3 separate regions of the Homo sapiens genome follow, and regions 1 and 3 are each linked to region 2. The links are chromatin contacts, found by Hi-C or POLR2A ChIA-PET in ENCODE. All regions are on one chromosome and are shown on one strand. Each heading gives the region's core, a stretch centred on a gene start or an enhancer-like site at or near the end of the contact. The rest is flanking DNA. Distances are from core to core; before and after follow the strand shown.

Region 1 (3,643 bases), core at 404-2,903, 880 kb after region 2:
ACTGCAACCTCCGCCTCCCGAGTTCAAGCACTTCTCCTGCCTCAGCCTCCCATGTAGCTGGGATTACAGGCGCCCGCCACCACACCTGGCTAACTTTTTATATTTTTAGTAGAGACGGGGTTTCACCATCTTGGCCAGGCTGGTCTTGAACTCCTGATCTCATGATCCACCCACCTTGGCCTCCCAAAGTGCTGGGATTACAGGCATAAGCCACCGTGCCCAGTCAAGACACTTTAACTCTTTGAGTCTCAGTCTCCTCATCACCAAATAAGGATGTTAACTAGTTCCAGGGTTTCTGTGAGAATCAAATGAGATACTGGATATGAAAGCCCTTTGTCAACTGTATTTGGGTTTGTTTTGTTGTTTTCTGAGACACGGTCTCACTCTGTCCCCCAGGCTGGAGTGCAGTGGCGCCATCACGGCTCACTGCAGCCTCAAACTCCCAGACTCAAGGGATCCTCCCACCTCAGCCTCCCAAGTAGCTGGGACTACAGGTGTACACCACCATGCCTAGCTAATTTTTTGTAGAGATGGGCTTTTGCCATGTTGCCCAGGTTGGTCTTACACTCCTGGGTTCAAAGTGATCTGCCCGCTTTGACCTCCCCAAGGTGCTGGGATTAGAGGCATGAGCCACAGCACCCAGCACCTTTGTCAACTGTAAAAATATTTACATGAAAGGCTTTACTGATACTAAACATGAACCAGACTTCCAGACAAAGTTATTATTAGTCTGTTCTTAAACATGACCTACCTGCCTCTTTCATAGAGACCAGATGTCAGGGAGGGGACCTGAGGATCAAGTAGCAGGCTGCAGACAGACTAGGAGTAACAAGGCAGAAGCCACACCAAGAGCAAAGCCTCAGTTCCCAACCCTGGTGAAACTGCTCCCCTCCAAGACCAGACCATCCTGACCCTTGCTCTATCAGCTACCAGTCCTTTCTTGAGCTGGAGGCTGCATTATCAATGCACTGCCACTGAGCTCCTCAGTGTTCTGGGAGACCCTAATTCCACAGTATGTGGCAGGGAGGAAGCAGGGAATGAGGCAAGGGCAGGCAAGGGGAAGGCAGCCTGGCTACTATTCCTAGTCTCTGTCTGACTTGCATCTGTCCTTGTTGAGCTAGGGAGGAGGCTTGCTCTTCAGGAGAGAAGCCAAACTACTGAGCAAGACAAGGAGAGATCTTAAGATGCTATGCACTCAGAACTTCGGCAGCCAGGACGGGACTGAAACTCTGACAGACACAATGGGCCAATGGGGCAGGACATAGCTCTCATGGCTGCCCTCATAGCCATGGAAAGCAGGGCAGCAGTACCAGGACCGCCCACTCCCAGGGAGCTGTGAACCAAGTCCTTGTCTTAGTTTCTTTGGGTTCCCAGTAGAGGATGGGACTCCAGCACCTTTCTGCCTGTCTGGGTTGCTGAGTGGCACCACCTGCATGTTCAAGTACCAGAGAAAGCAAGAAAGCTAATTCAGCAGCAGCTCCCGGGGAGAGCCCACTTGGCACAGTCTGTAGAGTCCAGGAAGGAAAACAGGCCACCCTTCCCCCACAAGCATCAATGCCTATGCTATGTCTTTTGCTTCCTGTGAGACTGTCAGTTAGGGCCCAGTTCAGTGTAGGGCTGAGGCAGCCTGAATGTGGTTATTTGTGCAAGCTCCTCTTGCCTCCCCTCCCCACAACTGTTTCCATTCTCACCAAGCAGCCACGTCCGGGTCAGACACCCAGGACAGCAGCTGGGGCTTTCCAAGGGACTTTTTGAGAAGCTAGTGAAAGTTGGGTGTTGGCTGCACAGCCTGGGCACTTGCTGAAACGCACTTCTTCCATCCAGGACGTAAGCTCTAGCCTGGCAGGGTTGCTTTCAGGTTGAAATTGAACAGAAATCACCACCCACGGAGCTTTCTGTTTGCTGGGCTGGGGAAATCCTTGAGAAACTCAGTTTGGAGTTGGGGTTATCTGACCATTCCCTCAGAGCTTGAAGGCACCAGAGAAAATGGTTTTGGTTTGAAGACCATAGTGGACATGAGCAGCCCGGCCAGTCCCAGTTTCCCTCCCATAGGCCTATGTGAGGACAAGGAAGGGGAGTAGACAAACTAATCAGAGTCAGGTCGCATCTCTCCTCCTTCCCACACTCTCCAGGCCACAGGTAACAAGCAAAATCAACTCAAGAGCAACACCAGGTGGCTGAGACACAAAGCCCTAGCACAGGCAGCTCTGCCCTAGCACAGCACAGCTCACCCTGCAGTTGTGGTTCTCAGCATTTCCCCTACTATTTTGGCTGATTGTGCACATATTCTATGTATTGAAAAATGGCCCAAAAAGGAGAGCAAAAGTATTTCACCTTTATAATACTTATATAATTTTCACATAGCTTCGTTTCTACAATCACAACAATCCTGAGGTAAACAGGCAGGGTGCAATCATTCTCTTTTTAGAGGGAGAACAAGGAACTTAGGGAAATCAAAATGGGGATACGAACAGGATTTCTGTGGAAATTTAAATGAGAATTTGTGGTAAATTTTTTTATCCTAAAACAACTCACCTTGGCCGAAAAATGGGATGTTACCCAAGGTCCCCTACTAGGCCGGAGGAGAAAAGGACCTACCTCCTACAGGGGCACAAACAAGGGAGACTAGGACTCAATGGTCGCCCAAGGCCCAAGGGTCTCCAGTGAGTGCTTGAGACTGGCCTAAGGTATAGGAAGAGCCGTGAAGAGAAGAAAATAGACAAGCAGGGGAGGGAAGAATTATTAAACATGGTCAAGGAGCACTCTACAAAGCCTCAGGATTTCTTCAAGGGATACTGCTGTGCCAGGTCTCGAGGGCAGAAGGATACAAGTGTGAGACACCAGGGCCACCAAGTTGATGGGGTTACTGAGCCTCTGGATCAGCACCCTCCGATAGGAAGCAAGGAAGCACACTACAAAGGCTGCAATCCCAGAGGCTGAGACAGTCAAGAGGGAGTAGAAGGGCCTCTGCTGCTCTGGGAAGGTTCTTATAGGGCAAATAAGCTATTACTGTGCCTAAGAGAATGGAAGAGGGAGGCAAGGCAGGTGTCATGGCCTTCAGAACTTTCTCGAGGTTCATATTTATTGACATTTGACCTAGAGTCCTTGGCATGGGGAAGGCACAGACCTGGGCCACGGGTAGGAAAATCAGCATCCTACTCTCTCCTCAATTCCATCTGTTAATCCACCAACCCAAATCCCTCCCACCCCACCTGTAGTCCAAAGAAGATAAAATGATAAAATGATGTGCTGCTCTCTCAACAGTCAGCTGAGTCTGAATTGGAGGGTAGGAAGTATTTGAAGTTCTGTTCATTTAGTTCCAGAACAAGAAATAAGCAGAGGCAGGAGGTGGAGAGCAAAGATGCTGGCAGCCTTGCATCTTGCTAGGTCTTTATAGCTGTGTCTCTGGATTTGTAGGCCACTCCTCGACTTTTCAGCTCCCGCACGATTCCTGAAGCAGGAAAAGAAACAGTTCTGTGAGGTAAGATTCAGAAGGGTAAGATAGGCCACTCAGCTGCCACCTTGAGGGGGGTACTATAAGCAAACTGGAGTTCCTAGACTACTTATCAATCGTCTGCTTGGCCAGGCACGGTGGCTCATGCCTGCAATCTCAGCACTTTGGGAGGTCAAGGTGGATCACTTG
Region 2 (3,524 bases), core at 311-2,810:
AGTACATATTTTAATAAACTATATTAGCCTGACATATATATACCTTTTTTTTTTTTTTTTTTGGAGATGGAGTCTCGCTCTGTCGCCCAGGCTGGAGTGCAGTGGCGCGATCTTGGCTCATTGCAAGCTCCGCCTCCCGGGATCACGCCATTCTCTTGCCTCAGCCTCCCGAGTAGCTGGGACTACGGGCGCCCACCACCACGCCTGGCTAATTTTTTGTATTTTTAGTAGAGACGGGGTTTCACTGTGTTAGCCAGGATGGTCTCGATCTCTTGACCTCGTGATCCACCCGCCTTGGCCTCCCAAAGTGCTGGGATTATAGGCGTGAGCCACCGTGCCCGGCCACATATTTTTAATATATGTGTGTGTATACATATTTTAATCTCTCAATGGCCATCAGAGATTTAGGTCACAGTGTTACCATGCTTTAGTCAGAAGGAAAGAACTCTGGGTCACTGTGCAATTTCTGGTTGGCTTTTGGAAGCTGACAGCCTCATTGCTGATATCTTCTTCAGGAGCACAAAGTCTCTGACTGGGAACTGCTGGCTACATGGATGGAGAGCCCCTCTCCAGCTCTAATACTCTCTGTGTTCCATGCCTCTGGGTTATCAGCAAGAAGCCCAGCTGCTCGGCCCATAACTCAGATCAGTTAGCATATAAACTCCAGAAAATAATTGCCCTCTTAATTGCTACTGATACCATGTCTTGAACCAGGCTTTGTTCAAGGTGGGATACAGGTGGGACACAGGCTTGGTTCACAGGTGGGAGGGTGCCCTGTGCAGGCCGTGGGAGGATAATTTGAGAATTCCCTTGCCTGTCCCTGCTCCGCGGTTGCTGGGCACCTGGCGAGAGCGTTGGGTTGTTTGCTTTGGGTAACTATGGCAGATCCTTTTAATTGCCACCAAATAACTTCAGCTCAACCTCGTCAGTGGTTGTTTTGCTGCGTCGCTCGGAAGAATGCCTCCCTCTTTGTAAGAGCTGGATGGATGGGAGCTTGGCAGAGGCAGGCCAATGCTCTTTAATGTTTTCCTTCCCATTTAATAAGTGTTGAGTAAAACTTGAGTTTAGGGTGTTTATGTGGCACAAAAGGTAAACCATTTGTGGTGTTTTGGAACCTGGGCTAAGTGTTTCTCACACACATCCTCATGACATGGTAATGACTACCTTTGTGTTAAACTTGGGTCACTGTCAACTTTCTTCTGAAGTGCTCCCTGCTTTGTTTTGGGGGCAGGGGTGGGAAAGGAATGAGGTGAGAGAAGGTGAGGTGAACATGGGATGCCGCACGGGGGCATTGTCCTCAGTCGGACTTTCTAGAAAAAGGCATCACGCGGCCTGGAGACAGGAAGGGAGAGATTTTAATCATCTGCTGTGGCTTTTGCTCTTCTGACATCAGAATGGTAGGAGGCCCTGAACTTTTGACCTCTGGCTCCAGGTCCATAAATGTCCCGAGGTTCCCAGGAAAAGGAAGACTTGTTAGATGGGAACCCTGATGTTTGATTAGAGCAGCTTTTAGTCACTACTGTCATGTGTTTGTTTATTCAGGCACCAGTTGCATCTGAGTAGTGGTAGGTCCTGGAGACAGGAGGCACAGCCTTTACTCATGGCCTCATGGTAAGGTAGAGTCATGCAGAACATTTAACGAAAGTATGGCTTGGCCGGGTGTGGTGGTGACTCACGCCTCTAATCCTAGCACTTTAGGAGGCTGAGGCAGGAGGATTGTTTGAGCCCAGGAATTCAAGACCAGCCTGGGCAACATAGCAAGACTTCATCTCTACAAAAAATTAAAAAATTAGCCGGGCACGGTGGCTCACACCTGTAATCTCAGCACTTTGGAAGGCTGAGGCGGGCAGATCACCTGAGGTCAGGAGTTCGAGACCAGCCTGGCCGACATTGTGAAACCCCGTCTCTACTAAAAATGTAAAAATTAGCTGGGCGTGATGACAGGCACCTGTAATCTCAGCTACTCGGGAGGCTGAGACAGGAGAATTGCCTGAACCCGGGGGGTGGAGGTTGCAGTGAGCCAAGATCATGCCACTGCACTCCAGCCTGGGCAACAGAACGGAACTCTGTCTCAAATAAATAAATAAATAAATAAATAAATAAATAAATAAATAAATAATCAGTTGGGCGTGGTGACACATGCCTGTAGTCCCAGCTACTTGGGAAGCTGAGGCAGGAGGATCACTTGAGCTTGGGAGGATGAGGCTGCAGTGAGCTGTGGTTGCACCATTGCACTCCAGCCCGGGTGACAGAGCCAAACCCTGTCTTGGGAAGGAAAGAAGGCAGGAAGTTAGGGAGGGAAAGAGAAAAAGGAAAGGAAAGGAAAAAGAGAGAAAGAGAAGAAAAGAAAAAGATTTGATGGGCAAAATCCTGTCTTTGGAAGGAAAGAGGGGAGGAAGGTAGGGAGGGAAAGTGGAAAAGAAAAGGAAAAAGAAAGAGAAGAAAAGAAAAAGATTTGATGTACGCCACCATGAAAGCAGGTAGAAGGCAGAGGAATCATGAGGAGCTGGATGGGTTCACCTGGGGAGAGTACTAATGGGACATGAGGCACCCCGCCTGTGTGTTTGGAGAACTACAGCAGTTTGCAATGCCAGAAGGAACAAAGGGAGGCGAGGAACCATGGCAGTAGGGTGGAGGTGGGCAGGGGCAGGTCCCAGTGGTGCTAGGAAACTTGTACTTTATCCATAGGCAGGGGAGCTGTGGCTTCTATAGCCTTCAAGGGGAGGTCACCATTGAGCCGAGAAGGGAGAGGAGCTTTCTAGGCAGAAAGCGTGGTTGACTGAAATGGCAGAGTGTGTTCTGAGGAGGGTGGCAGGCTCTGGGTGGTGCATTTCTTCCGGCCAAAGGAGAGACGTGAGGCAGGAGCTGTGTGTCTTCCATACTGTGCTCACTCACCATGCTCAATGCTCAGAATCCCTCCTTGCAGAGGCTGCAGCCCTCTTTGTAGGTGCTTTGGTGGAAAGTTAAATTTGATTGTCCTATGGGCCTGTGGCAGGGGCTGCAGTCTCCCCTTGTCTCAGTGCCCCATTTCCTCTGAAGAGTGGGCATTGGCAACACCCTTCATGACACTTGAGCTTGTGCCCATGGGGTCTGCCGGCTTCTCCCTGCCCTTGACCCGGCCGCAGAGTGGACTGCACAGATCACATGGGTGCAGTGTTGTCACCCACTCTTCTCTGGGCTCCACACACAGACAGCATTTGGCCTGCTCCCCGAGGGCCACACGGTCATCCTAGGCAGCTGTTCAGTGGTAATTAGTCAACCCAAGTCTCACAGGTTCAATGACTCATTGTCTTAAATTTAATAAGTACAGAAAAACAGAGTGCTGATGTATTAAAAAATTAATCCTCCTAAGAGGTAGCCTCGGCAGAGGGGCTTGGAATGAAGGGAAGCAGAGGGAATGTGCAGGGAAGTAGGAAATTTCTCCTTCTGGGGCCCGGGCTGCTGTCGGGAACAGTAGGGCAGAGCCCCAACTCTTGGATTTTTTTTTTTTTTTTTTGAGACATAGTCTCTTGCCCTGTCACCTA
Region 3 (3,684 bases), core at 679-3,178, 670 kb before region 2:
TCTGGGTCGAGACTCCTTTCTGGTAACAGAAGATCTGAGTTGGGCCTGAGAGTTTGCATGTCTAACAGGTTGTCTGGGGGACACACTTTGAGAACAGAAGCTGTAGCTACTCATTAAACCACAAGAGAAGACAAGACACATATTGACATGACCTGGATGGAGGAAAAGCAGGGCCCACATGTAATTAGAAAGAGAAAGAGAGATTTCAACCACCTGAAAACTGAACCTCACAAGAAATAACTTGTCGATTTTAATCAATTGAAGAACCTCTGAAGCAGGAGCTTATTTGCTCTCCGGTGAGTTTACAGGTTTTGGGGGAGGGTAACTTGGCTGTATGACACTTGCTGGATCGTGGGAGTAGAGTCATGTTCTGATTTGAAATCAGAGAACTCACTGTGGCTTCCTGCCTCCACGCCCATCTGTTTCCCTGTATCATTGGGATAACATCCAAATTCCTTACAAAGGTCTGTGAGGCCCATAAACCTGGCCCCTGCCTGCCTCCCAGGCTCATTGTAGACACTGTCCCCTCACTCTTTAGGGAAGGCCACGGTGACCTTCTGGAAGCTCCTAGGACAAACCTGCTCCTTCCCCACCTCAGGGTCTTTGCACTTGCTGCTGCCTCTGCCTGCAACAACTCTCTCCACCTCCATCCTGTGCCACTCCTTCTACCCCCACCCTTCCCTGCCTTGTATCCCCACCTCCATCTCCTTTGTCAAGCTAATTCCTTGACAAATCACTGAAGGTACCCCCTCTTCCTAGAGCCTTTCCTGACAAGCAGCTCTGGGTGGGGTACCTGTCAATGGCCACATACCTGGTCATCTTGACTGCTCCTTCCTAACATTCAGCATACAATGTGTTCTTCCGTACTGGCCTCTGTTTAAGTGGGAGTTTCAGGAGTCGTCTCCAGTACCTAGTGCAGTGCCTAACACATAGGGAATAAATAAGCAAAGAACAAACAAACCAAGAAACCAGGTCCAGAAGCCAAAAGCAATCAAGGCCAGCCAGCATCTGGCATCAGAGCACTGTCCATGACAGAAAGCTGCCAGAGGAAGGAGGAGTAAGGGTTTGGAACAAAGTCCAGGTGGTATAGAAAAGTGCACCTTTGCAAAGAGCTTTTCCTTCGGACTGAAATGCCCTTCCTCCCCTTTTCCACCTGGAAGACGGCTTCTTACCCCTCCTGCTAAGTAAGCTTCCAGTAATGCCTTGTCTTGAGCCATCCCTAACCCCCTGCCTCAGGGAAAGAGTTATCATCGTACCATGTTTGCAATTCGGTGCTGGGGTGGGGCGGGGCAGGACATGGAAAGAACTCACCTCTCAACAAATAAATATTAGTGAGTGCTACCTATGCGCAGAGCAATGAGCTAGGCATGGAGATGCAGTACACTGAAATTGTCTGTGCCTCTCAGCTACTGCTCCAGCAAACAACAGCCACCTCCCTTATCCACGGGGAATGCCAGGACCCCCCAGTGGATGTCTGAAACCAAGCATAGTACTGAACCCAATTGCCGACCACATTTCTGTTCACATCTTCCACCCACATGTTTTAGAACTTTTCCATCTTAACGAAGCATTTTTCACTGTAGCCATTAACTTTTGCAGTTCAAGGTGCAACAGCAAAACTAGCACAAATTTATTTTTCCTTCTTCACAATTTCTCAGATAGAAGATTTGTTCTTACCACAGATCTTGGCAATCTCAGCACACGTTTTTTTTTTCTAAACTAAGTTGAAAACCTTCGCCTTTTCACTTAAAGGTAGCACATTATGGTTTCTCTTTGGCATATCTGAATTGCCAGCATCATTACTCTTGCAATGTGGGGGCATTATTAAGTAAAAGAAGGGTTCCTTGAACACAAGCACTGCCATAATGCCACCTGACAGTCAATCTGATAATTGAGCCAGCTACTAACTGACTAAGAGGGCAGGTAGTACACACAGAGGAGTGATTCATGCCCCAGGCAGGAAGCAGCAGGATGGCGTGAGATTTCATCACGTTACTCAGGACGGTGCGTAATTTACAACTGATGAATTGTTTATTTCTGGAATTTTCCATTAAATGTTTTCAGACTGTGGTTGACCTTGGGTAACTGAAACCTCAGAAAGAGAAACCACAGATGGGGGAACTACTGCAATGTTTTTTGGCCAGCTCACGTGTGCCAGCCTCTGAGATGGACACTTTCTATGGGCCCTGAGGAAGAAGCACAGCACAGAGCTAACACTGTGGCTTCTGGGTCAAGTCACTTCCTAATTTTGTGACTTAATGACTTTGGGTCCATCACGAAACGTCAAGAGCCCACATCTGTAAAATGGGGATAATAATTGTACCTACCTCACAGGATTATTGCGAAGATTAAATGAATACAGTGAAGGAATTAGCATGGTGGTTGGTACATTTCAAGTGCTCAATAGAATGTTAGCAGTTGTCCCATTTAATACTCCCAGCAACATAGAGACCAATATGACTATCCCATATAAAGATAGGGGAGCAGTAGACTTGGAGAAATTAAGTGATTCACCCAATCACAGCACTCAGCAGAAGGTTAAATTGCAATTAGAATCTGTCTTACTCGAAAACTAGGTTTCTTTCCAGTCCACCATTTACCCCATTCTTGTCCCCTACTTATCCCTCTCTATAGTAGCCATGCCCGTCTGTTTACTTACTGTCTTTGGCTGCTTTACAAATACAATAGCAAAGTAGTTGTATGACAGAGATGACATGGCCCACAAGATAAAAATACTTGCTATCAGGCCCTTTACAGAAAAAGTTTACCAACCCCTGATCTATAGAGCAGCTACCTGCTTATATATCTGTCTCCACCACTAGACAGTAAGTTCATTTGAACTGGGATCTTATTTCTCTTTGAACCTCTAGGAAGAATAAGCACACTTTTTTGCAAGGGTCTCAGTGTTGGTTAGATGAAATATGAAATGCAATTCCCTCTGGAAATCCTTCTGCCCATTTTTTCTGACCCCAAACCCAGACCATAGGAGCCAATGGTCTCTGTCTGTTTCAGGAAGCACATGTATTAGTCAATAAGACTGAATGCTTCTGCCAGTAGCTCGGAAGCCTATGAGCTGCCCCACTGGAGGTACTCTTGGTAAAGTTGTTTCTGCTCCACCATAGAACCTTCCCAGGAGGGATGTTTTTGGATACGAACAACGTATAAAAATCAATATTATTCCTACACATACCAGAATAACCAACTAGAAAATGTAAATTTAAGAAAATTCCAGTTATAATTCATAAAGATCCATAATATATCTAGGATTAGTGCTGTTTTAAAAACATATATATGATCTTTACAAAGAAAATTACAAAATTTTAATGATGGACATAAAAATGGCCTAAGTAAATGGAGAGATAGACCAGGTTCATAGATAGGAAGATGCAATACTGTAAAGAAAGCAACCCTTTCTCAAGTAGGGAGGCCTTTTGACTCTAGGTCTCCCAAACACTCTCCACCTCTTCTCAAAATAATAGTTTTTTAAAAAATATAGAGAGAGACAGAGACAGACCATTTGTCTTGATTAATAGAATAATGCCCAAGAATTTTAAAAACAGTAATAGCTAGTTTCATGGAGAGCTTACCCAATAAACTAATTATCACAATGGCATTTTGAACTAAGAACTGTAATCATTCCCATTCTACAGTAAGGAAACTCAGGCCCAAAGAGGTTAATCAGCT

Evidence for each region. A loop is a pair of places that touch in the nucleus more often than their neighbours do. ChIA-PET counts read pairs that join two places held with the same protein, here RNA polymerase II (POLR2A). Pooled maps may share reads with other maps.
Region 1: a pooled map shows a loop between it and region 2 (5-fold over the local background). The contact joins two enhancer-like sites. A Hi-C loop is called at or near these places in 12 of 37 single-sample maps with no recorded cell type and 7 of 50 pooled maps. POLR2A ChIA-PET finds 5 or more read pairs at or near these places in 1 of 52 experiments (activated CD4-positive, alpha-beta T cell).
Region 3: a loop to region 2 is called in a map with no recorded cell type, with 4 times the contacts of the local background. The contact joins two enhancer-like sites. A Hi-C loop is called at or near these places in 2 of 37 single-sample maps with no recorded cell type and 3 of 50 pooled maps.

Annotation. Positions count from the first base shown.
Region 1 is chr17:58,342,863-58,346,505 of GRCh38, forward strand. It overlaps SUPT4H1 (SPT4 homolog, DSIF elongation factor subunit), which reads right to left. Exons shown (of 5, transcript NM_003168.3): 5 at 2,316-3,451. The coding sequence ends at 3,384. All of the region lies in intron 3 of TSPOAP1-AS1 (TSPOAP1, SUPT4H1 and RNF43 antisense RNA 1), which reads left to right. Among named protein-coding and RNA genes, the nearest start is that of SUPT4H1, 7.5 kb to the right of the region's middle. RefSeq lists an enhancer at 1,356-1,885. Within about 2 kb of position 1,654, at least 9 of the 41 ENCODE cell types and tissues checked have a DNase peak (open chromatin) inside an H3K27ac peak, as active enhancers do.
Region 2 is chr17:57,458,056-57,461,579 of GRCh38, forward strand. The region is part of intron 6 of MSI2 (musashi RNA binding protein 2); the gene reads left to right. Among named protein-coding and RNA genes, the nearest start is that of MSI2-AS1, 150 kb to the right of the region's middle. Within about 2 kb of position 1,561, at least 3 of the 41 ENCODE cell types and tissues checked have a DNase peak (open chromatin) inside an H3K27ac peak, as active enhancers do.
Region 3 is chr17:56,785,188-56,788,871 of GRCh38, forward strand. No RefSeq gene overlaps it. Among named protein-coding and RNA genes, the nearest start is that of C17orf67, 47 kb to the right of the region's middle. RefSeq lists enhancers at 1,302-2,501, 2,000-2,059. Within about 2 kb of position 1,929, at least 5 of the 41 ENCODE cell types and tissues checked have a DNase peak (open chromatin) inside an H3K27ac peak, as active enhancers do.